2 separate regions of the Homo sapiens genome follow, and region 2 is linked to region 1. A link is an interaction called in ENCODE POLR2A ChIA-PET data of the cell type or tissue named here. Cell type or tissue: Panc1. All regions are shown on one strand. Links, peaks and the distances in the headings refer to the core of each region. The heading gives the core; the rest is flanking DNA.

Region 1 (11,262 bases), core at 2,165-10,164:
AATGGCATTGCTCTGGCCAACGGGTCAGATGGGGCAGTGCATTTGCCTTTTCCTAGGCCTATGGCACAGTTGCTAGTTATACTTTCAGCCCATGGAGATCATGTTGGCTTTGAGAAATTTCTCTTGTGAAAAGTCGTACTAAGTTTATATTCTTTGAACTTGAGAAGGTGAGGAGTGAGGACTTGGATCGGATCAGCATTCTACTCACTCACGGTTAATGCAATGTCCCATTCAATGTCAATTGCAGCATCACTGCTAAAGTCTCTCAGGGAGGCCAGGTGTGGTAACTCACACCTGTAATCCCAACACTTTGGGAGGCCGAGGCGGGCAGATCACTTGAGCCTGGGAGTTCATGACCAGCGTGGCCAACATGGTGAAACCCCATCACTACTAAAAATACAAAAATTAGCTGGACATGGTGGTGGGCTCCTGTAATCCCAGCCACTCAGGAGGCTGAGGCAGGAGAATCGCTTGAACCCAGGAGGTGGAGGTTGCAGTGAGCCAAGATCACACCATTGCATTCCAGCCTGGGAGGCAGAGTGAGACTCCGTTTCAAAAAAAAAAAAAGGTCTCTCAGGGAATTTCATGCACTGAGCTCCCACAGGGCCCAATGTTACCAAGGCAGGCCAGATCCAGACTCCATGGGCCTTACATTCTGTGTATCACGGATCTACCCAGGAATGTGGACTCAGCCATTCAATGTCATTAAAGTCAAAGACATTCTATCCTATCCTGTTACTGTGAAAGAAATTGAAGACACACAATAAGAGCATTTGACTTGGTGCATATCAGGGATTTATTCAACAAGTCCGAACTCTGTGCCAGGAGAGCAGTACAGTGTGGAACTAGAGTTGAGGCTTTGGAATCGGTCCTGTGTTTGGAGACTGGACTCACCACAAATGGGTTGAGTAAACATTGGCAAGCTGTTTCACTTCTTTGAACTCCAGTTTGCTCATCTCTGAAAGGGGACACAAAAATGCTAGCTTTGTTGCATTGTTTCTAATATGAAATAAGGAAGTATAAGCAGGGTGGCTTGTGCTCAATAAATGTTGGCCTTGTCTCCTTGTACTTCCATCAGCACCATGCTGGGAAGTGCATTAGAACAACTATCTTGAAGGAGCTCACAGTGTGGACATAAGTTGTGGGAGGTCAGGTACAAGTTTTCTCTAGTTCTCTGTTGTATCCTTAGGTCTCAGCACTATATGTGTCCCACAGTCCACACTTGACAAGTATTTGTTGCTTACCAACTCAATATACATGGATTTCAGGAACATAAATCTGAGGCAGAACATGATCCACCTCTTGGGAGTAGTCAGGACAGCAAATGGCAGTGACTGCATTCGTACTGGAGTTTTGATGATGACCAGGATCTAGGAAGAGGGAACAGCATTACAAAGACGCAGATGGCAAGGAACAGCACACTGAGTGATAATGTTGGGGCATAAAGTAAAAGGTGACAGAGAAGGGGTGATGGGAGATGAGGCTGGAGCAGTAGGCAGGGGCCAGGGCATCGAGGACTTTGAACTTGACTCTGTGCATTTCAAGCCCACATGATTGAAATCATTCAGTGGTTCTGTGGGAACCACTGAAGGGCTTTGTTCAGAGGTGTAGCGTGGTCATACTTGCATTTTGGAAAGATCACCTGGGATGAATGGGGAGACACAAAAGTAGAGGCAAGGAAACCAGTTAGGAGACTGTTGCCATGAGCTTGGGAGGCAGTAACCATTAAGATCATGACGATGTGCAAGGAAGGGAATATCTAAGGGTAGTTGAAGCTGTGCAGATTATAGGACTCAGTTGTCACTTGGTGGCTGGTGCAAGTCCTGGGGCCTACAACCTACTTGGAAACAAAAGGGTAACCTTTGGATTCTATCCCCACTCAGTAGGATGGGAGGCCTCTTGCATTTCCTAATGAGGGCGGGGTAACGCACTGCCCTGCTGGAGGTTCCTTCCCAGAGGTGTCTGTTAAGGGCAGAGGGATCGCTGTGCCATCTCTTTATTCACCAGGGCTGTCAATCTGGAAAACAAAGGTGTTGTCAAACTGCCTTATTGAGAAGTAGTTTAAATTAACCTTGACAGGTAGATTAATAAATAATAAGGCCTGAATAGCTTATAAAAAAATCAATTACACTATAAATTTTAGAAGAGCACGTGCTCAGCTCCAACCTAGTGAAGCTGCAGCATTCTTGAACCAAATGTGCCCAAACTCAATTCCAGGCAATTTTATTTTTTGGGAGATTAGACAGGATGCATTCAGTGGGGCAGATTACTGTACATTCTGGAATGGCTAAGGGATATTTAGTGGGTGAGGATGATTTGTAGAAAACAAGATAATTTACTCTCATTCGCCTACCTGTAATGTGTAGCACGTGATTCTGGCATGTCTCTCTTTGCATAATAATTCTGCTTTGCCTGGGCTGGAAGGAACCCAAGGGTCATGTGACCTAGTAATTCTCAAACCTTCCAGACTAATATTTTGTGATGCTACCTTTATTATCCTGAAATGGGATTCATAAATTATATAACCCACCTAGACATCTCATTTTAAAAATCTATATAATGCCCAAACTGCAAAGTCAATGAAAAATAAAAAGCAAAGTAATTTATAATAAAATAATATGTATGTTGATAAGTGAATGAGTGGATGTGACTAGACTGGAAGACATAATAGCAGACAGATGATTGCTTGATAGTTACTGAAATGGATGTGTGGAATTGGCCACCCAAATACACGAACAGCATGGCCTTTCGAGTTGTAATTTTCTGAAACAGTAGCTATCTGAACAAACAAGCACAATTTCTTCTGGATTTGCATGATACCGGCATCCAGGAAAATTCAGTGTATATACATGTATGTTACAATCATGCAAAAATGCTTTCTCTATGTGTGAAATGGAACTAGGATCTAGACCCAGATAATTACAACGTAGACTTTTCATTTATATGTCAGGTGAAACATCCCAAAATTGAGTGGGGTGTGGTCGAGTTCTTCATTGGCTCGGTCTTCTCTTTTGCCGCAGGCTGTCTAGCATCCAAACTCCAGTGGAATCCCTTCTATCTGTTGTGACAACCAAAACTGCCCTGGAACTATCTAAATCATTCTTTAGAGGTACAGTTGCCCATACTGAGATCAATAGTTCTTATTTAACCTCCTCATGGTTTGGATGGAGATACAAAAAGCCACGAAGGGGAAGAACTTGTTCCTGGTAAAGGGAGGTTGGAACCCAGGTCTCATGTCTGCTGGCTCAGTGCTGTCCCACTGGCCTGACTCTCCTGCAAAGTTGGTCCTCCTGCAAATGTCTTCGAAAGCTGGTCTATAGAGAGATCCTTTTGTTCAATGGAGGTTCAGCCCTTAACCTGGCCAGTGTGAATTCTGGGCTTCTGTACTGTGTGTATATTCTTAAAGTGAGATGCATCTGCAGTTTAACATTTTTTGTGCCTATTTTCTAATCATTCTCAGCAAAGGTGTGTAAAGGACTGAGGATAACACTGTATGCCTTGTGATCTACAGAGCATTGGAAACACTTTCTGCATCAACATTTCTTCCCACCGACTGGCTAGGATGCCTAGAATTTCCCCATACCTTTGAGTAAAGCCATTTAAAGTTTCCTTTAAAATGCAAACACTTTTGATTTACTCACATGAATTCTTCAGTGACCTCTTAGGTCCTCAGTTGCTTTATCTATATAATAGGGATAACACACCTACTTCATAACTGTTATGAAGATTAAATGTGATTAATGAATAAAATTAAAACACTTGTGATAGAGTAAGTGGCAAAACCTTGTTTATCTTCCGACCTCTTCACAAAGAGGTCTGGTGGGTATAAGGCGCACATACTGCTACTCATTCCCACCAATCTCAAGGCAGACATCACCAATTTATTTCAGCACTCTTATGCATGGACACCAACACGGCCTTGGGTAACTTCTCGGATTAGAACTCCAGGCAGCCAAGACTAATTGGAATCAGCACAGGAATTGAAAGCTTTCTTTATCTTTGCTTTAGCTAATTGCTGGACATTAACTCCCTTTATGTTAATGAGAGATGAGATAATCCCTCAGCTACCAGAGCCTGGAGGGACAGAGAAAGTTTTATGGAGAAGCAAAAGATGACAGAGAAAGAAGAAGGGAAGGTACATCAGAATGTCCAAGAACAGGGCACTGAGCTGCTGGCACACAGCATAAGCCCTGCCTTCAGAAGTTAATAAGCCACACGCAAGGCACCTAGCATGCGCCTGTCACACATGGGTGCTCAATATCCAATGGTCCTCTTCCTGCTTGTTTGCTTCCCTCACTGTTTGGTCAGGTCTCCGAACTAAGGCACCTTGCTGCCATATTGCCCATAGAGTTCAACCCAACTTTAATGATAATCAAGAACCATTGGGCTGAGCGCGGTGGCTGGGTGTAATCCCAGCACTTTGGGAGGCCAAGGCGGGCGGATCACGAGGTCAGGAGATGGAGACCATCCTGGCTAACATGGTGAAACCCCTTCTCAACTAAAAAAAAAAAAAAAAAGCCAGGGGTGGTGGCGGGTGCTTGTAGTCCTAGCTACTCGGGAGGCTGAGGCAGGAGAATGGCATGAACCCGGGAGGTGGAGCTTGCATTGAGCCGAGATTGTGCCACTGCACTCCAGCCTGGGCGACAGAGTGGAGACTCTGTCTCAAAAAACAAAAAAAACAAAACAAAAAAAAACAAAAACAGAATCATTGGCCAGGTGTGGTGGCTCACACTTGTAATCCCAGCACTTTGGGAGGCCGAGGTGGGTGGGTCACAAGGTCAGGAGATCGAGACCATCCTGGTCAACATGGTGAAACCCCATCTCTACTAAAAATACAAAAAATTAGATGGGCGTGGTGGCGTGTGCCTGTAATCCCAGCTACTCGGGAGGCCGAGGCAGGAGAATCGCTTGAACTAGGGAGTCGGAGGTTCCAGTGAGCCGAGATCGTGCCACTGCACTCCAGCCTGGCAACAGAGTGAGACTCCATCTAAAAAAATAAAATAAAATAAAATAAAATAAACCATTAACATTTACCAAGCATTTATCACGAGCATTTATCACGTATCAGAAATCCTTCTCAGTACTTTCTATAGATTATGTTAACTTAGCCTCCTAATATCCTCGTGAGGTGGATACTATGATATTTCCCATTTTACAGATAAATAACAAAGGGCCCAGAGAAGTTAAGTTATGCTCCAGCTAGCCAGTAGTGGAGCTGGGATCTGAACCTATAGGCTTCTGCTGTTGAGGACAGTGGGATCATGCTGCCTTCCTGCACCACTGTGAGCCTGGCCCTGTGCCGGTGATAGGAGGTGAAGGGCATAGTCCTTGACATCAAGGGGCTTTTGTTCTGGCAGTAGAGGCTGGTGGTGAGCCATCCTTGGAAGGTTTCTGGGGGTGACTGGTCAGAAAAGGAGGAGCTGCGGTCAAGCAGGTGAGGTGTTGGAGGCTGAGATCCGGGTGTCAATGTTCAAAGTTTGAATTTGTACTCTATTGAGGCAAGGGGTAACCCAGGGGTATAAGAACTGAAGACACTAGAAATACTGCATTCTCTATTTCTAAAAGTCAAAGACTGTGTGATTCTAAGACTCCACCCCTATAGCTTAGAGAGTTAATTTTTCTATAATTTCATAATTCCTACATGCTAGAATTAAAAGGTTCTATGATCTCACATTTCATTTTATTATAGAATCCACCCACAGAGCCAGAAGCAGGCTTCCCCGCATCCCCTTTGGTTATGTTTGGGAATCACTGCGGCTTTCCTTGCCTTCTGGCTGTTGCCGCTGTTGCCCTCTAGATGGCGCCCAGCCTTCTGAGCAATAGTGCAGGACACCGGCCCGGAGACTGCACAGCTCCAGAGAGCTTCGAGGGCCAAGTCTGCAGTTTGGTTGCTTCCTCCTGAAATCAACGTGGGAGTCTTAAAAGCACGGGGAGAATAGTCTACTCAGCAGGGAGCATTTCGGGATGATGCAGCCATTCATAGGAAGCATGGAGAGGCTTGGTAAGTGTCATGCCAAACAAGCACCCTGAAAGAGGATTGTCATCACTGCTTTGCAAATGAGGAAGCTGAGGCGCGGAGCGGTGAGGTAACTTGGTTCAGGCCCCAGAGTTAGTAAATGGTAGAGCAGGTCTCAAGCCCACCTCTCTTCTAGTCCGGCTTTTCACTGCAGAGGCTGCCTCCAGAAGGACACTAGGAAAGGAGTGGGGAACATAACATGGCCCCTGGCAGCCAGTGCTGTGGTGCGGAGGGCCCATGGGTCCTAAGGGCCCAGAGGAGGCAGCCCCCCTGTGGCCCCAGCTCACCAGGGGGGCTCACTAGGACCACTGCAACTTCTTCTCCAGGAGTCTTCCTGCCTTCTGGCAGTTCCTCCTCTGCACCAGTTGGCGACCTCTTTGTGATGCAATCTGACCACTTCACTCGTTCCTTAGAATCCTTCAGCAGCTTCCCATTGCCTATGCATTTCAAAATGTCTGCCTTGAAATTTAAGCCTCTATGGTCATGGACCCCCCCATATCTGCAACCTCTTTTCATACACTTTATCTACTCTTCAACCATGATCAGCTTTTGGCTTCCTCCTTTGCTTTAAGGACCCTTGTGATTATATATTAGACCCACCTGAATAATTGAGGCTAATCTGCCCATTTCAGAGCCAGCTGACTGGCAACCCTGATTCCATCTGCAACCTTAATCCCCACTTCCTGTGGAAGGCAATGTATTCACAGCTTCTGGTGATTAAGACTTGGACATCTCTAGGAGGACATTATTATGCCTAGCACCTGTTCCATGTTCTCTCTGGCCTGCATACTTTTGCCTAAAATGCCATTTCCCCCTTCCACAACTGGAAAACTCCTATTCTTTCTTAAGGATTTAGCTCCAGTGTTGCCTCCCTTGTGAATTCTCTCCTGAGAGCAGTTAGATGCTCCTCCCTCTTTTGGGTTCCTACATTACCTTGTGTGTGCGTGTGCACGTGTGCGTGCATGTGTATAACACTTCTCAGACTGTAATTTTACTATTTGTTCTCTTGATCGTGAGCTCCCGACAAGAGTAACCTGATTTACTCAGCTCTGTTTACTCAGTACCTGTTTACTGCCTGATACAGTGTTTGTGTTCAAGAAAAGTTTATTGAGTAGGAGAATGAATATAGTGAAAGCTGGAAGTTGGGAAGCCTGCTATATTTTAATTTAATTTTTCAATTTTAATTACGAATTTTGGACATCCCCTTTCTGGGACTCAGTTCTCCCACCCTGTAGAATTCATGTCAGGAATTAGAGGAACTTGGTCTCAGTTATGATTAGGCACAGCTGAGAGTGCTTACAGAGTAGCTTAAATGGGGTGAAAGCTTATTTCTTGTTCACTTGAAAGTCCACGGCTGCTAGTGGCTGGACTTGTTGCCCATGAAAGAAACCAGGAAGAGCAATTCTAAAGAGATGTCCAATAACAAAGTATCATTCTTCTAGCATTGAAGTCATCAGCCTGGTGGCTGAGATCTTTCCAAGTTTCCAGATCTTTTACCTGAGGTGGTGTGGAGGCAAGGGATGATTAGATTGACAACTAATCTCAACCCTTACCTGCCACTTACCTCCCAATCAAGTGGTGGTCATACCATTGGTCATGTGATAGCACCCAGCTCTTTCCAATTCATCCCTCCACCATCTCTATGATGTGCCCTTTGACTTCAAGGTCCAAGGAGAAACTCTAGCCATCATATCCATGTTTGTCACAGAATTATGGAGGAAGGCAGGGAGGAAAGGGCAGACGATACCCAACAAACAACTGTATCTTCAGAGAGGTTTGTGAAAGTTTCCACTCAACACCTGTGTTTGCGTCCATTCACTAGAATTAAGTCACATGGCCACACCTAGCTGCAAGGGAAGCTGAAGAATGTACCCTCTATTCTGGGCAGCTAGATTCTGTTGTTATGAAACAAGGGGAGCATGGATATTAGGGGGCCCTCTAGCAGCCTCTGCCGTAAGCTGTAATTTTCCAAGGATTAAGAAGGTGAAGAGGGGCATGCTGGCATCTTTGATGTATCATGACTCATCCTAAAGAAGTTTAGTAGTAACAGGAATGCAGTGAATCTGGAGGAAGGCAAAGGCCTTTACCTTAAGGCTGGGTGACTTTGATTGGACAGCTATTTGCATATCTACCTTTCTTCCATCCTCTCCATCTTAGCTAATTGATCTGGGATACAGCACTTGCATTAAAAAACTGAGTTTACCGATCTCGGAGCTAGTTACAGCCTGTAAATTGGGTCACTTTACACTCTGGCTTGTCTGGGACCATCCTGGTTTATGCCTGTTGTCCTGTGTAATGATCCAGAATGCCTCTCCCCTTCTCAGAAGTGTCCCAGTTTGAATGAAAAATTATATAGTCACTTGCCTATAAACAGTGTAGCATACTGGAAGAGAAGGGAAATAGTGATTTATATTTGACTCCCAGGAATATGAAATCTAGAATTCAGGCTTTTTTTAAGGTTTGGGCCAGTGGAAAGGTAGAGGACATGGAATCAAGATATAAGATATTGGGAATATCAGTCCTCACAGGATGAAGAGCCTCATGAGTAATAGCATCCACTGACTTTCAGAAATATATATAAGGTTCTATCCACCTGTCTCAAAAACTCTTCTTCAGCATAGCTTTTTATGACCATCCAACTGAAAGTGGCCTCCCCCACCTCCATTCCTTCTTGTTCTCTTACCTGGTTTTGCTTAATATGTAGCACTTTTCAATATTTGAACTTGTTTCTTCATCAGATTACATGTTTATTTTATGTTTCTTCCCATAGCTTCTGCCACTAAGAATCTAAACTTCCTATGATCACAGGACTTGTTATCACCTTCACTTTTGTGTCCTACTGTGTAGGACATATTATATTAATATATGATTAACCTATGGGTGGATGATTGGGTGAATGTGGGTGGTTAAGATAGTTTTTTGGAAGGTGGAAAGGTGAAAAAATCAGGAAGAGATTGGAAAGGTGGAAGGTGGCAGGTGGAAAAATCGGGAAGAGATTTAGAAGTCACTCAAAATTGGGAAGAGATTTAGAAGTCGCTAAAATTAATACTTATACAATGTTTACATAAACTTTTTCTGCATTGGACTGGGATGAGCCTTGGTGTGATCTCTAAGACACGGGATAGACCACATTGGCAACAAAATCCACAAAGGCTTTGCCAGTCAGAAGGGCCAGAGCATCATGGGGAGGTGGATTCTGGTGGTTGTAACACATGCCACTCATTTTCTGTTCTGCCAATGCTATTGCATTAGTTTCCTGGGGCTGCTATAAATAAAGTACAAACTGGGTGGCTCAAAACAACAGAAATTAATTCTTATAGTTCTGAAGGTTAGAAGTCCAAAATCAAGGTGCCTGTGGGGCCATTCTCCTCCTGAGGGCTCTAGGGGACAATCTTTCCTTGCCTCTTTCTAGCTTTGGTGGTTGCTGGCAATACTTGCTCTTCCTTGGTTGAAAACACATCACTGTAATCTCTGCCTCCATCATCATATGGCATTCTTTCTGCACATATCTCTGTGACCAAATTTTCCTCTTTTTATAAGGACACCAGTCACTGGAGTAGGGTCTACCCTACTGCAGTATAACCTCATCTTATATTGATTGCATTTGCAAAAATCCTATTTCCAAATAAGATCACATTCACAAATATCAGGGGTTAGGACTTCAACATATCTTTTTTGGGAATGCAGTTCAAGCCACAACAGCTATGGCACTGATGGGATTAAAGAGGTGTGAATCTTCCTTCTTTTTCTTGCTCATCCGCCATCCTAGTAAAGGGATCCTAAGCATTTTCAAAATCAGGCTCAATCCATTTGGCCCTGAGCAAGTGCACAGACTTTTCATTTTCTCACAGGCCCCCTCTCTGGGTTATCAATAAAAAGTAATCCTATGCTGCAAACTCTTTGCCCATAAGAGAAACCAGGAAAAGCAATTCCAAAGAGATGTCCAATAACAAAGTATCCTCATAGCATTAAAGTCATCAGTCTGGTAGCTGAGATCTCTCTAAGTTTCCAGGTCTTTTACCTGAGGTGGTGTGGAGACAGGGGGATGATTGACCTCTAAGAATCTCAGCCTTGCCTGGTGCAGTGGCTCATGCCTGTAATCCCAGCACTTTGGGAGGCTGAGGCGGGCAGATCATGAGGTCAGGAGTTCAAGACCAGCCTGGCCAACATGGTGAAACCCTGTCTCTACTAAAAATTAAAAAAAAATTAGCTGGGTATGGTGGTGCATGCCTGTAATCCCAGCAACTTGGGAGGCAGAGGCAGGAGAATTGCTTGAACTGGGGCGGTGGAGGTTGCAGTGAGCTGAGATTGTACTACTGCACTCTAGCCTGGGCGACAGAGTGAGACTTTGTCTTGGGGAAAAAAAAAAAAAAAAAAAAAAGAAAAGAAAAAAGAATCTCAGCCTTTGCGCTGCAAATTAAGTGTTGTTCATACCATTATGCATGTTATGGTCCAGAAAGAGTCTTCTTTCAGGGGAGAGAGGCAAAGACGTTGAAGAATATGGTGAGATGTCAGGTGACCCAGTTCTTCTACTGACAGAGGGGGACTGTCTCTCTGAGCCTGGATTTTCTAATCTCTAAAGTGTGCAAATGAACTTCTGTTATTTTACTCCCAAGTTTGCTCTGAAGATTGATTATGAGAATAGATATAGATAAGCTTTAATAACTTCAAAATTCTTCTCTGTATGTCAGTTGTAAATGTTAAGACAGCAGGAAAATGGCCAATGGCTTTTAAATTCTTTTTGAAGTATATTCTTGCACAATTTGTTTTTTTAGGATCTGAGGCTCAGAGAGGTTAAGTCATTATACAGAGGTAGCACAGCACTTAGTTGGCACAGGAGAATCACGCTGCCTCCTGTTTCTTCTTGGGTTTTTGGTCTTGGCTGTTTGTCCCCTCCAAGTATGACAATTGAGCTGGCATTGTGCTCTCCCCTTTAGCCCTTGTCTCCCCCACCTGCCTTCTCCCATACTCCCCTGGGAAAGTGCTGAGGACTAGCAGGAGGCTTTGCTTTCCAGGCAGCAAGGCTTTCATGAGTTAATGGGAAATCTGTTTGTGGTTTTCTTCGTCACAGCATGAGGGAGGAAGTGGCACGTCTGGAATGTGAAGCAGCCTGAGGCTGTGAGCAGGGATCCAAATGCTGCCCAGCCCGAGGGGAGGCAGCCAGGGTCTGAAGCTGCAGCCAGCAGCCCGGACCAAGGTGAATGTTCTTGGGGTCACACACCCAAGGAAGAAGATCTCAAGTCACT
Region 2 (11,262 bases), core at 2,074-10,073, 390 kb after region 1:
CTAGATAATATGACACAGCACAGGACAAATATAACAACCATATCAATAAATGTCAGGGCTTAATTCACCTATTTAAAAAATCTAGTTTCTCTAACAAAACAAATTCTATACTCTGCTATCAATAAGAGATACAGCAACCTAAGACTAAGAGAGATAGGTCAAAAATAAAGTAAATTTTTAAAAATAAAAATAAAAGAATATATATCAGCCAAATGAAAATAAAATAAATCAAAGATCAGATGGTTGTAGATGTGTGGTGTTATTTCTGAGGCCTCTGTTCTTTTCCATTGGTCTATATATTGGTTTTGGTACCAGTACCATGCTGTTTTGGTTACTGTAGCCTTGTAGTATAGTTTGAAGTCAGGTAGCATGATGCCTCCAGCTTTGTTCTTTTTGCTTAGCATTGTCTTGGCTATACAGGCTCTTTTTTGGTTCCATATGAAATTTAAAGTAGTTTTTTCTAACTCTGGGAGGAAAATCAATGGTAGCTTGATGGGAATAGCTTTGATTCTATAAATTACTTTGGGCAGTATGGCCATTTTCAAGATACTGATTCTTCCCATCCATGAGCATGGAATGTTTTTCCACTTGTTTGTGTCCTCTCTTATTTCCTTGAGCAGTGGTTTGTAGTTATCCTTGAAGAGGTCCTTCATATCCCTTGCACGTTGTATTCCTAGGTATTTTATTCTCTTCGTAGCATTTGTGAATGGGAGTTCACTCATGATTTGGCTTTCTGTCTATTATTGGTATATAGATATGCTTGTGATTTTTGCATATTGATTTTGTATCCTGAGACTTTGCTGAAGTTGCTTATCAGCTTAAGAAAATTTGGGGCTGAGACGATGGGGTTTTCTAAATATACAATCATGTCATCTGCAAAGACAATTTTACTTCCTCTTTTCCTATTTGAATACCCTTTATTTATTTCTCTTGCCTTATTGCCCTGGCCAGAATTTCCAATACCATGTTGAATAGGAGTGGTGAGAGAGGGCATCCTTGTCTTGTGCTGGTTTTCAAAGGGAATGCTTCCAGCTTTTGCCCATTCAATATGATATTGGCTGTGGGTTTGTCACAAATAGCACACCTGATTAAAACAGGCAATGGGGAAATAATCCCCTATTTAATAAATGGTGTTGGGAAAACTGGCTAGCCATATGCAGAAAACTGAAACTAGACCCCTTCCTTATACCTTATACAAAAATTAACTCAAGATGGATTAAAGACTTAAACATAAGGCCTAAAACCATAAAAACCCTAAAAGAAAACCTAGCCAATACCATTCAGAACACAGACAAGGGCAAATATTTCACAACTAAAACACCAAAAGCAATGGCAACAAATACCAAAATTGAGAAATGGGATCTAATTAAACTAAAGCACTTCTGTACAGCAAAAGAAACTATCATCAGAGTGAACAGGCAACCTACAGAATGGCAGGAAATTTTTGCAATCTATCCATTTGACAAAGGGCTAATATCCAGAATCTATAAGGAACTTAAACAAATTTACAAGAAAAAAACAAACAACCCCATCAAAAAGTGGGAAAAGTATATGAACAGTCATTTCTCAAAAGAAGACATTTATGTGGCCAAGAAACATATGGAAAAAAGCTCATCATCACTGGTCATTAGAGAAATGCAAATCAAAACCGCAATGAGATACCATCTCACGCCTGTTAGAATGGTGATCATTAAAAAGTCAGGAAACAACAGATGCTGGAGAGGATGTGGAGAAATAGGAATGCTTTTACACTGTTGGTGAGACTGTAAATTAATTAAACCATGGTAGAAGACAGGGTGGCAATTCCTCAAGGATCTAGAACCAGAATTACCATTTGACCCAGCAATCCAATTACTGGCTATATATCCAAAGGATTATAAATCATTCTACTATAAAGACACATGCACACATATGTTTATTGTAGCACCATTCACAATAGCAAAGACTTGGAACCAACCCAAATGTCCATCAATGATAGACTGGAAAAAGAAAATGTGACACATATACACCATGGATTACTATGCCGCCATAAAAAAGGATGAGTTCATGTCCTTTGCAGGGACATGGATGAAGCCGGAAACCATCATTCTCAGCAAACTAACACAAGAAGAGAAAACAAAACACCACATGTTCTCGCTCATAAGTGGGAGTTGAACAATGAGAACACGTGGACACAGGGAGGGGAACATCACACTCAGTAGTCTGTCAGGGGTTGCAGGGCTAGGGGAGGGATAGCATTAGGAGAAATACCTAATGTAGATGAAGGGTTGATGGGTGCAACAAACCACCATGGCACCTGTATACCTGTGTAACAAACTTGCATGTTCTGCACATGTACCCCAGAACTTAAAGTAAAAAATGAAATCAAATAAATCAAATAATGTTTTGGGTTTTTTTGTTATTTTATTATTTGTATAACAAAGAAACCCACACCCATTTGCAGCCAACTTGCATTTCCCTCCAACCCCCTAATCCTAAGCAACCACGAATCTTTTTGTTTCTATGGATTTGCCATTCTGCATGATTCATAACAACAGAAGCATATAATGTGAGCTCTTTTGTGACTGCCTTCTTTCACTTAGCATAATGCTTCCAAGGCTTATCCATGTTATAGTATATATTAATACTCAGTCCTTTTTATTGCCAAATAATATTCCATCATGTGGTTAATTCATTTCATTGGTTGCACAATTCTGTGAATATACTAAAAACATTAAGTTCCATACACCAACTAGGTGCATTATATCTTAGTGAAGCTGTTACCAAAAAATAGATAAATAAAATAAATCAGGATTCATAATCTGAGGAAAGGTAGAATTTAGATAGGATGACTAACTTGTCCAGTTTGCCTAGGACATTCCTGGTTTTAGCACTGAAAAATCCCACTACAAGAAATGCTAGAAGGAATTAAATTCATAGCAGTATCTAATGTATCTAACTCAAGCAAAGATGCATAAAGTGGACAATATTTAATAATATTTAGAAGGCCTAAACCAGATAATCAGTAAGTTTCCAAACTTTAATAACTCAGAATAAAAGTTGTTTTCTAGTGTGCATAGAACATCCACACATTTATGTTTATTTTAGGACAATATGCATGTCTACATACACGAATACACCCCTGCAATAAATTCCATAAAACAGAAATAATAAAAATTATGATAATATTTGAAAAAAGTAGAAATATATAAAAATTTAAAAAAATGTGTCTCTACCAACATATTTAGCAACACAGTTACTAAACAAACATTGAGGAAAGAAAAATAAAATTATAAAATTATTTGAAAAAGCTAATAACGGTGAAAATATAACACAAAAAATCTATTTTTTTGTGAAGCCAAAGCATTTTCTAGAGAAAAATATCATAGCATGAAATTCCTATACCAATACAGTCTTTAAAATAAAAAATATAAAACACCTAACTCAGAAAAGCTAGTAAAACTGCAAGAAAGTAAACTCAAAGAAAGCATAAAAAAGGCATTAATAAAGATAGAAATTAATTAAATAGAAAGCAGAAAAAATGGAACTAATAAATAAATCCCAAAGTGGTACTTTGAAAAAAAAAAACAATAAAATAAGCCACTAGCAAACCACGAATCAAAAAACTAAAATGAGGAAAATATAGAAATATAAAACTTAAAATAAGGTATAAATAACTATTAAAAGAAAAAATCTTAAGAGACTGCTTTGTATGATCCTATGGAATACATTTGAAAAGCACATGAAATTGATACTTTTTAAAGAGAATTAGAACTTGGCAAAACTGAACTCAGCAGAGACAGAAAGTCCGAACAGACCAATTACTGTCTGTTCTAGAGGAGTTGTAGGAGAGACTGGGTTACCAGCTGTCAAATACGTTGTTCAGGGAAGTTATTTTTGTTTCTGAGACAGAGTCTCGTCTCACTTTATTGCCAGTTCGGAGTGCGGTGGCGCGATATCGGCTCACTGCAACCTCCGCCTCCCGGGTTCAAGTGATTCTCCTGCCTCAGCCTCTCAAGTAGCTGGGACTACAGGCATGCACTACCACGCTGAGCTAATTTTTGTATTTTTAGTAGAGACGATGTTTCACCATGTTTGCCAGGATGGTCTCGATCCCCTGACCTCGTGATCTGTCTGCCTCAGCCTCCCAAAGTACTGGGATTACAGGCCTGAGCCACAGCGCCCGGCCAGGGAAGTTTTATACTGGCTAGAAAGTTAAGGACTAAAAGTCCTTTAAAAAAATTTCTAGCCTAATAATTATTTTATCCGTGGAATAATTGGCCAAAAGACAAAAATAACAATATTTTTGTTGTCTCCTATCCATTTTGTCTTCCCTCCAAATAGTCTCATTCTGACCTTCACCTAGACTTTCCTGGGTCCATCCCAGGACATTTCGTGAATAGAATGTGTTTCATAAATTCCAATAATTTTGGAAATGATTGCAGACTTTAGACATTTCTCTCCTATGTATTAGAACATATATATCCTATGACACATCACCTCAAAGTCTTTAAAGATGCTAGTGTATGACAAATTATGATCTTGCGAATCAAGAAAAAAAGGATAATATTTTTCTTCCCAGGAATTGTATGGTAACAGAGATCTTTAATGCCTTCATTGCTAAAGACAGAAGTACAGAATTTTAGAATTTGAACAGCTCAGTGTCCTCATCAAAGAAGAGGGGAAAAAACATTAAGGGAATTATCGTAGCAAGTAGACACTGGGAGTCAGGAAGGAAACCTTGGTTTCAGCTCTAGATCTCCTTCTCAGAAACTGTGTCATCTTGTGAAAAGATCAGCTCTGCCAGAGAACAGGAAAAGGACAGGAAGAGAGGCACACACACACATGCACATACAAAAGCATTGTGTTAGAAATGAGAAGTCCTTCCAGTATGAACAGAGAACAGGAGATGTTATGGAGACTTGTAGGTGGTTTGGGGTCAGCCTGTGAAAAATATTGAATGTCTCATGAAGAATTTGACCTTAGTCTGGTTTAAAATGTGTTTTCACTGAAGATTCTCTAGCAAACTAGTAGCATGTTTAAAGCAGCATTTGATAACAAGAAAAAGGACACTTCCAAAGTGGGGGACAGATTTTCTTTGACAAAGACTAGGGCCTAAGAGATCAAGTAGGAGGCTCTAGCCCAGGTGAGAGGTGATGAGGTCCTGACTTAGGACAGGGACCGTATCAATACTTGTTTGGTTGTGAGAACACGTAGACGATGGAGTGATTGCCTGGAGGAGACAAGAGCCGGGGATCAGTTACACACTACTCTGAGATTGTCAGTCTAGATTTTCAGGAGTACTTTAGGGAGGAAGTAGAGTATGCTGGTTAAGAACATAAGGTTGGCATAAAACTTAATCTCATTTGATTCCTGGATCTGCTATTTAATAAATACACAAAATTAGGGAGCTGCATCTCCCCTTATAATCTCAGTTTCTTCATCTATAAAATGGTAATGACAATAACAGCAACTTCATAGGATTACTTGGAGGATTCCATAAGAAAATTCCTAAAGGAATTTAGCAAAATGATCAGTACATGGAAAATGGTCAATAAGCATTACATGTAATTATTAATTACTAGATAACATATGGAGGATATAAAGTAAAATGGGTTTGAAGGTAACATTTTCTAGAAGTCAATTTTTCTTAGGCAAAACCAGAAAGTTTTTTAGTTTTTTTTTTTAATTAAAACAGTGTTTCAGTTGCTCCCCTGGCTTGACTAAACCAAGGTTCTGAATGTCATAAGACCTGTTTCCATCTCTGTTTCTGCTTTTCTCTTTGTGCAAGTTTTGTCCTCTTGGAAGGTTTTGTCTCCATGGTGAGGAGCAGGGTTATGAGTAGTCTGTGGCTGTGTACACCAATTAAGGGCAGGTTCCCTGGGGCACCATTTAAGATTTTCCAGGAAAAGATTCTGATCAGTCCCTTGTGTCCAGGCATTCACTCCTGGCACAATCAGTTGCATCCAGTGGGTGGAGAGTGGAATCAAACCCTCATTCTTTCTCATGGTTGGAGTGGTGGAAGAAGCATTACAAAAATAAAAGGTCTACTTGGAGACCTGTCGACTTTGCAGAGCTGACTTTACAATTTTGCGTAAGTGGTGGCTACACCTCCTCTGTCTATTCTTTCTTTTCTGGGCATAGGAACTGAAAAATGAGCCCTCCTTCCCCACCCCACCACCTTGCCTCTCACTGTACTCCCATCCTAGGCTCAGGTGGCCAGATGACATCCTAGATACTTGGGCATCGGGGGGCTGCAGTGGTTCAGGCATGCCATCTGCCTGGGCCAGCCACCCTGCTACCACTTGAGATTCTGGGCAGAGCTGTGAATGAACACATTTCAAATGCTATCAATATTTTATGAATTTCCATCCTCTTACTTTAATGGGGAACTGTAAAAGCATTTAACCATATTACACCCCATCTCTCAGACACTGCATTATTCCAACAGAGCTGTTTTATTAGAGTCAACCACCAGGGTAGTTGAGATGCCTTTATGACCCCTTCCCCCTTAATCTGTCCATCTGCATATATGTAAGTCTGTTTGTCTGTCTACCAACCTATCTGCAATGCATGTATATGGAGCAAATAAAACTAACCAATAGCAAAAGGGGCATAGCCTTGGTAATGCACCTGTACATGCAGCAACACGTATGTGCACCCATCCATACACACATGCTAATACACTAAGAATTGCTTCATCTCCTAGTGTCACTTAACTGCACTTATGCTTTAAAAGGACTCTCTGGCTTTATGGACTTCCCTTGGGTTCTCATCTAGAACAATCGCTTCCTTGTCTTCTGGAAAAACATGTTCAGGGACGCATCTTACCTGAAGTTTAGATATCTGAAATTAATGCTTGCATGTCCAGGTATTGAAGTCAGATGAACTTGGGCTTCACAGCTCTGTTCCACCATTTACCTTTATGATCTTGGGTAAATCATTTGACCTCATGGAGCTCCTCTGTAAAAGGGGGATTTCATACCTTTCAGGGAGTAAGAAAGATTAAATGAGAGAATATATGAAACTGCTTCCCAAGGTACCTGCACAGCAAGGTTCCATGATGCTTTTCTCTATGCACTTTCTAGGTATCTAGAACTTTTGGCCAGAACATGCAGTTCTTCCTGTCCTGACCTACTGGAAATAGTTTCTGCCTGCACCATACACCCGAGCAGTGCTTCCTTCCCATCACAGCTTGTCCTTTTCCCCAAACCCCGCGTTGCAGCTAGGTCACCTCCTTCAGGACTTCCCCCAACCCTCATCTCCTCTGGGAAATCTCCCTCAGTCCCACCAGCTCCCAGGCCCTTCTCTGAGCTTCCTCATCACCACCCACTCTCTCTCCACATGGTCACATTTATCTCACCCTGTTGTAATTGTCTTTCCCCTTATGGATGACAAACTCTTTTTTTTTTTTTTTTTTTTTTTAGACAATGTCTTGCTCTGTCACCCAGGCTGGAGTTCAGCGGTGAGATCATGGCTCACTGCAGCCTTGACGTCCTGGGCTCAAGTGATCCTCCCATCTCAGCCTCCCGAGTAGCTGGTACCACAGGTGTGCGCCACTATACCCAGCTGATTTTTGTATTTTTTTATAGAGATAGTGGTCTCTCTGTGTTGCCCAGGCTGATCTGAAACTCCTGGGCTCAAGTGATCCTTTTACCTCAGCATCCCAAAGTGCTGTGATTACAGGTGTGAACTACTGCAACTGGCCTGTCAAACTCTTTATGGGTAGAGTTCAGATCTTATTTTTTAGCACAACTAACAATGCCTTCAGGATCTGAGCTCTGCCAACCTCATCTCTGCACAGGTTTATTCTAATCACCGTCCCCTTCTTTGTCTATATCACATCCAGCCACCATTCTGTTCAGCACTTACTCTGTGTCCCACAGAGTTCTAACCACTGTGTAGGCAATAGCTCATTTAATCCTTATGCCAACCTTATAAGATAGGGACTATTGTGATCCCTATTGTACAAATGAGGAGGCTGAGGCTTGGGGAAGGTAGAAAACTTACACAAGGTTCTCAATTAGTAAGGGACAAAGCTCAGGTCTGAATTCTGGTAGCCTCATTCTGAGCCTGCACTCATCAGCACTATAAACCATTCCCCATTTACATCTACTCTATACCATTGATCCAACAAAACTGACCTCCACGCAGCTCCTCTTATCCATGCCATGTTTGATCTCAGTTCCCTGCCTTTGCACATTCTAGCCCTTCTTTCTGGAATGCCCTCTGCCTTCCCTACTTATCTTCCACTTGTCCTTTATGAGTCAGAACGCCTGCCTCAGTGCCCTGTGTTCACTCTGCATATAGCACTTATCATAGTATATCAGGACCTATTTACTTGCCTTCCTGCCCATTAGACTGGAGGCTTCTTGAGGTAGTGGCTATGACTTACTCATGTTGAATCCCTGGTACCTAATGTAGTTCTTGGTCCTTTGGGGGAAAATTAGTACCAATTTGTTGAATGTGGCATTCCTAAGATCCGAAAAGCCTTTCCCAAAATTGTTATCTTTTTTAACCCTGACTTCTATATATATATTGTACATGTAAATCTCTATCTTTGATAAGATGGTTATCTACATGCACAACTAAGATGCCAAATCAATTTAAATCACTGTTAGATCTACTGTAAAATAATGTGTTTCTGTCTGAATTGTTCAAGGACTTACCAGGTGAGTCCTGGGACTTCAAAGCCAAGGTGGTGCTTCTACAAAGTGTTCTGGGTAAGGGTTTGGTATTTCATCGCTAATCTCCTCTGGAACTCACTGAAGAGGAAACAATGCTTATATGGAAAATGGTAAAATGGGGGAACAAAGGTACAGATTTTATGAGTAAAAATATGTGGGCCCACAAAGCACTTTCCAAATGGCCAATCATCTTTGCTAAGAGATGCTGGTATACAAGGCCTGCAATCACAAACTTAAGTATTCTATATTCCACTGATCTAAATGGTAGGGTCTGCATAACACACTTTGAATCTACTTACTCAAACAGGCTCTGGGACAAGGACTGTCATTCAGGAGGATGGTAGTCACTAATGGAGAGGCAGCATGGGCTCAGATATGCTTCATCTTCAAAGCAGTGACTCTGCCCACTAGTTAAATGAAGCCCAGTGAATATCAGGCTTTGCTATTTAGACCAGCAATTTCTCTTCTGGAGGGTGTGTGTGTGTGTGTACACGCATATGAAGTGGGGTATTCTTTTCAGGTTGAAATACCAGACAGATGGTAGAAAGTTTTCCCACTTGAATGCATTTCAAGTGACTCTTAAGAGTAAAGAATGCCAGAGCAATGGGTCTGAAACAAAGTTCCTTGATGGGCAATATTAAGTGTTAAGGTGGGGAAATCAAGCTAAGATATCAAAGGGCAGAATCAGAAGACATATAGTCTTGGAATAAAATGGTAGCTGATGAGTAATGAAGAGAAGGTTCTATGTATTTTCTACAATCAGCAGTCAAATTTGCCTTGTCATCTTTCAAACCAGTAGATCAAGGTCATTGGCAAGGATAGGGCTCACGGGGCACCCCAGGAAAGTCATGGTATTCTGAGTTGATGGGTGAGGGGGACCTTGGCTGGAGCTGATCTGCCTCTCATTGGCTCCTGTTCTCATCCATCTCAGTGGGTCTGGCATGCCATCTGGGTGGGATATCTAAGCTTTCTTCCCCTCTGCAGTTCCCTAAGCTTCTCTATCCTTAGCATGAGAGTGAAGATTATTTCTGACAAAGAAATAAAATCAGCTGCCAAGCCCCATCAGGCACCTGTGTTCTTTCCCTCCTTATTTCCAGCAAAACCATTCTCCTGTGCAGACAGCAAACATTTCGGCCTCATGATAAACCCCTGTCACTCTGACGCCCTGTGTCTCACTGTTGACATGATAACTGAGTATGTGAGACAGACAGTGTTTGTCTGATGCTGGAGGCTTTGTAGTTGAATCACAAGACTGAGATGAAGGAGGCAGGTTAGGGCTGGGAAAGCTGGGAAGCTGGGGCCTGGGATCTAGCCTCTTCTGCCCATCCGCTTACCAGGCTGATGCAGCAGCAACAAGCCGCCTTGGTCTAGGAGAACCCCATTCCATTGTTCAAAAAGTTTCTAGGTAAAAAGTTTCATCTCCGGGCCTAAGGGTTTTCAGTAAAACATCTGGTTCAACTCACTTGAACACACATTTCCTGAGATGATCCTACTTGGTGCCATGCAAAAGTGTTTGATGCTGAGAGGCTGCAAAGAGGAAGAAGAAGAAAAAGGAGAAAAAGAAAAAAAATTATAATGGCAGCTCCCCTTGAGCAAACATTATTTGCCAGGTTCTGTGGTTACTACTGCATACAAATTTGCCTTTAATCGTCTTGGTAATACTATGAGTACAGTATTAATAGTCCCATATTACAGATGAAGAAACTGAAGATCTGAGAGGGGGAAATAGTTTGCTAAGCTCCCGCCAGTGATGAGTAACAGATCTGGGACTCTTATTTAGGTTTTTTTGGTTCCAGCACTTCTACTGTTAACATTTATGTTCTATTTTCTCCAATGAGTCCAGCAGGCTGGAAAGTTATATATATGCCACCCTTATATATAGAGCCTATAATAAAACAAAGTCTTATTATAACCAAAAGGAAGAAGCACAATATATAGCATTGATAGGCTGGCTTTGAACTTCTTCCTTTCCTAATAGCTGTGTGAGACTACAAACTCCTCTGAACTTCAATATCCCCATTTATAGCATGGAATAATATCTCTGTTGTGGAATTATGGTGGGGATTGAAAACGATAATATATATAAGTGTACCTAGTTAACAAGTGTGCATCTTATTTCATGCTAAGCCCTTTGATGCAAACTCGTTTGATTCTAATAACCTTGAGCAAGATGCTATCATTATTATTCTTATTTTACAAGTTAGAAAACTGAGGCTTAAAGCGGACAAGTAGTTTGCCCAATGAAGTTAATAAATCGCTGTGTAGGAATTGAACTAAGTTCAGTCTGACTCCCAAAACCAATCCTAAGTAGACAAGTCAGGCTTCATTGGTAGATAGGATGGCTTAATATCTGTCTGAAGATTACTAAGGACTACAGAATATGCTCTTTCGCCGTTCCAGGCTGTCTTCTTTGACAGGAGAAATGATTGGGGAAGGTGTGTTATTTTGTTGACTTCATAAGAACATTTTATTATACATAGAAGATTGTTTGGAAATTGCTCCTAATATTCTCTTTTGAATTATTGATGTATATCAATTGCATACACATTGAAAGAAAATAGAGCCCTCTTTTTGGCATCCATGAATGTTTCCATAG

What was found. ChIA-PET counts read pairs that join two places held together with the same protein. Peaks named below come from ENCODE experiments on the same cell type or tissue, not always from the same donor. Only the 100,000 strongest peaks of a DNase experiment are listed, where the experiment ranks them.
Region 2: POLR2A ChIA-PET joins it to region 1 with 8 read pairs; 2 of 35 experiments call an interaction of 5 or more read pairs at or near these places.

Annotation. Positions count from the first base shown.
Region 1 is chr9:119,963,833-119,975,094 of GRCh38, reverse strand. LOC107987122 (a long non-coding RNA gene) reads left to right here and starts at 5,550. Exons shown (of 3, transcript XR_001746919.2): 1 at 5,550-6,001. LOC107987123 (a long non-coding RNA gene) reads right to left here and starts at 1,428. Exons shown (of 2, transcript XR_001746920.2): 1 at 1,245-1,428; 2 at 773-958. RefSeq lists enhancers at 6,233-6,733, 10,795-11,262. In Panc1, for the core only: CTCF peaks have their summits at 5,562 and 5,790 (motif pointing right); a DNase peak (open chromatin) is centred at 5,800.
Region 2 is chr9:119,572,684-119,583,945 of GRCh38, reverse strand. No RefSeq gene overlaps it. Among named protein-coding and RNA genes, the nearest start is that of BRINP1, 210 kb to the right of the region's middle. In Panc1, for the core only: no CTCF peak of the experiment used is centred there; no DNase peak of the experiment used is centred there.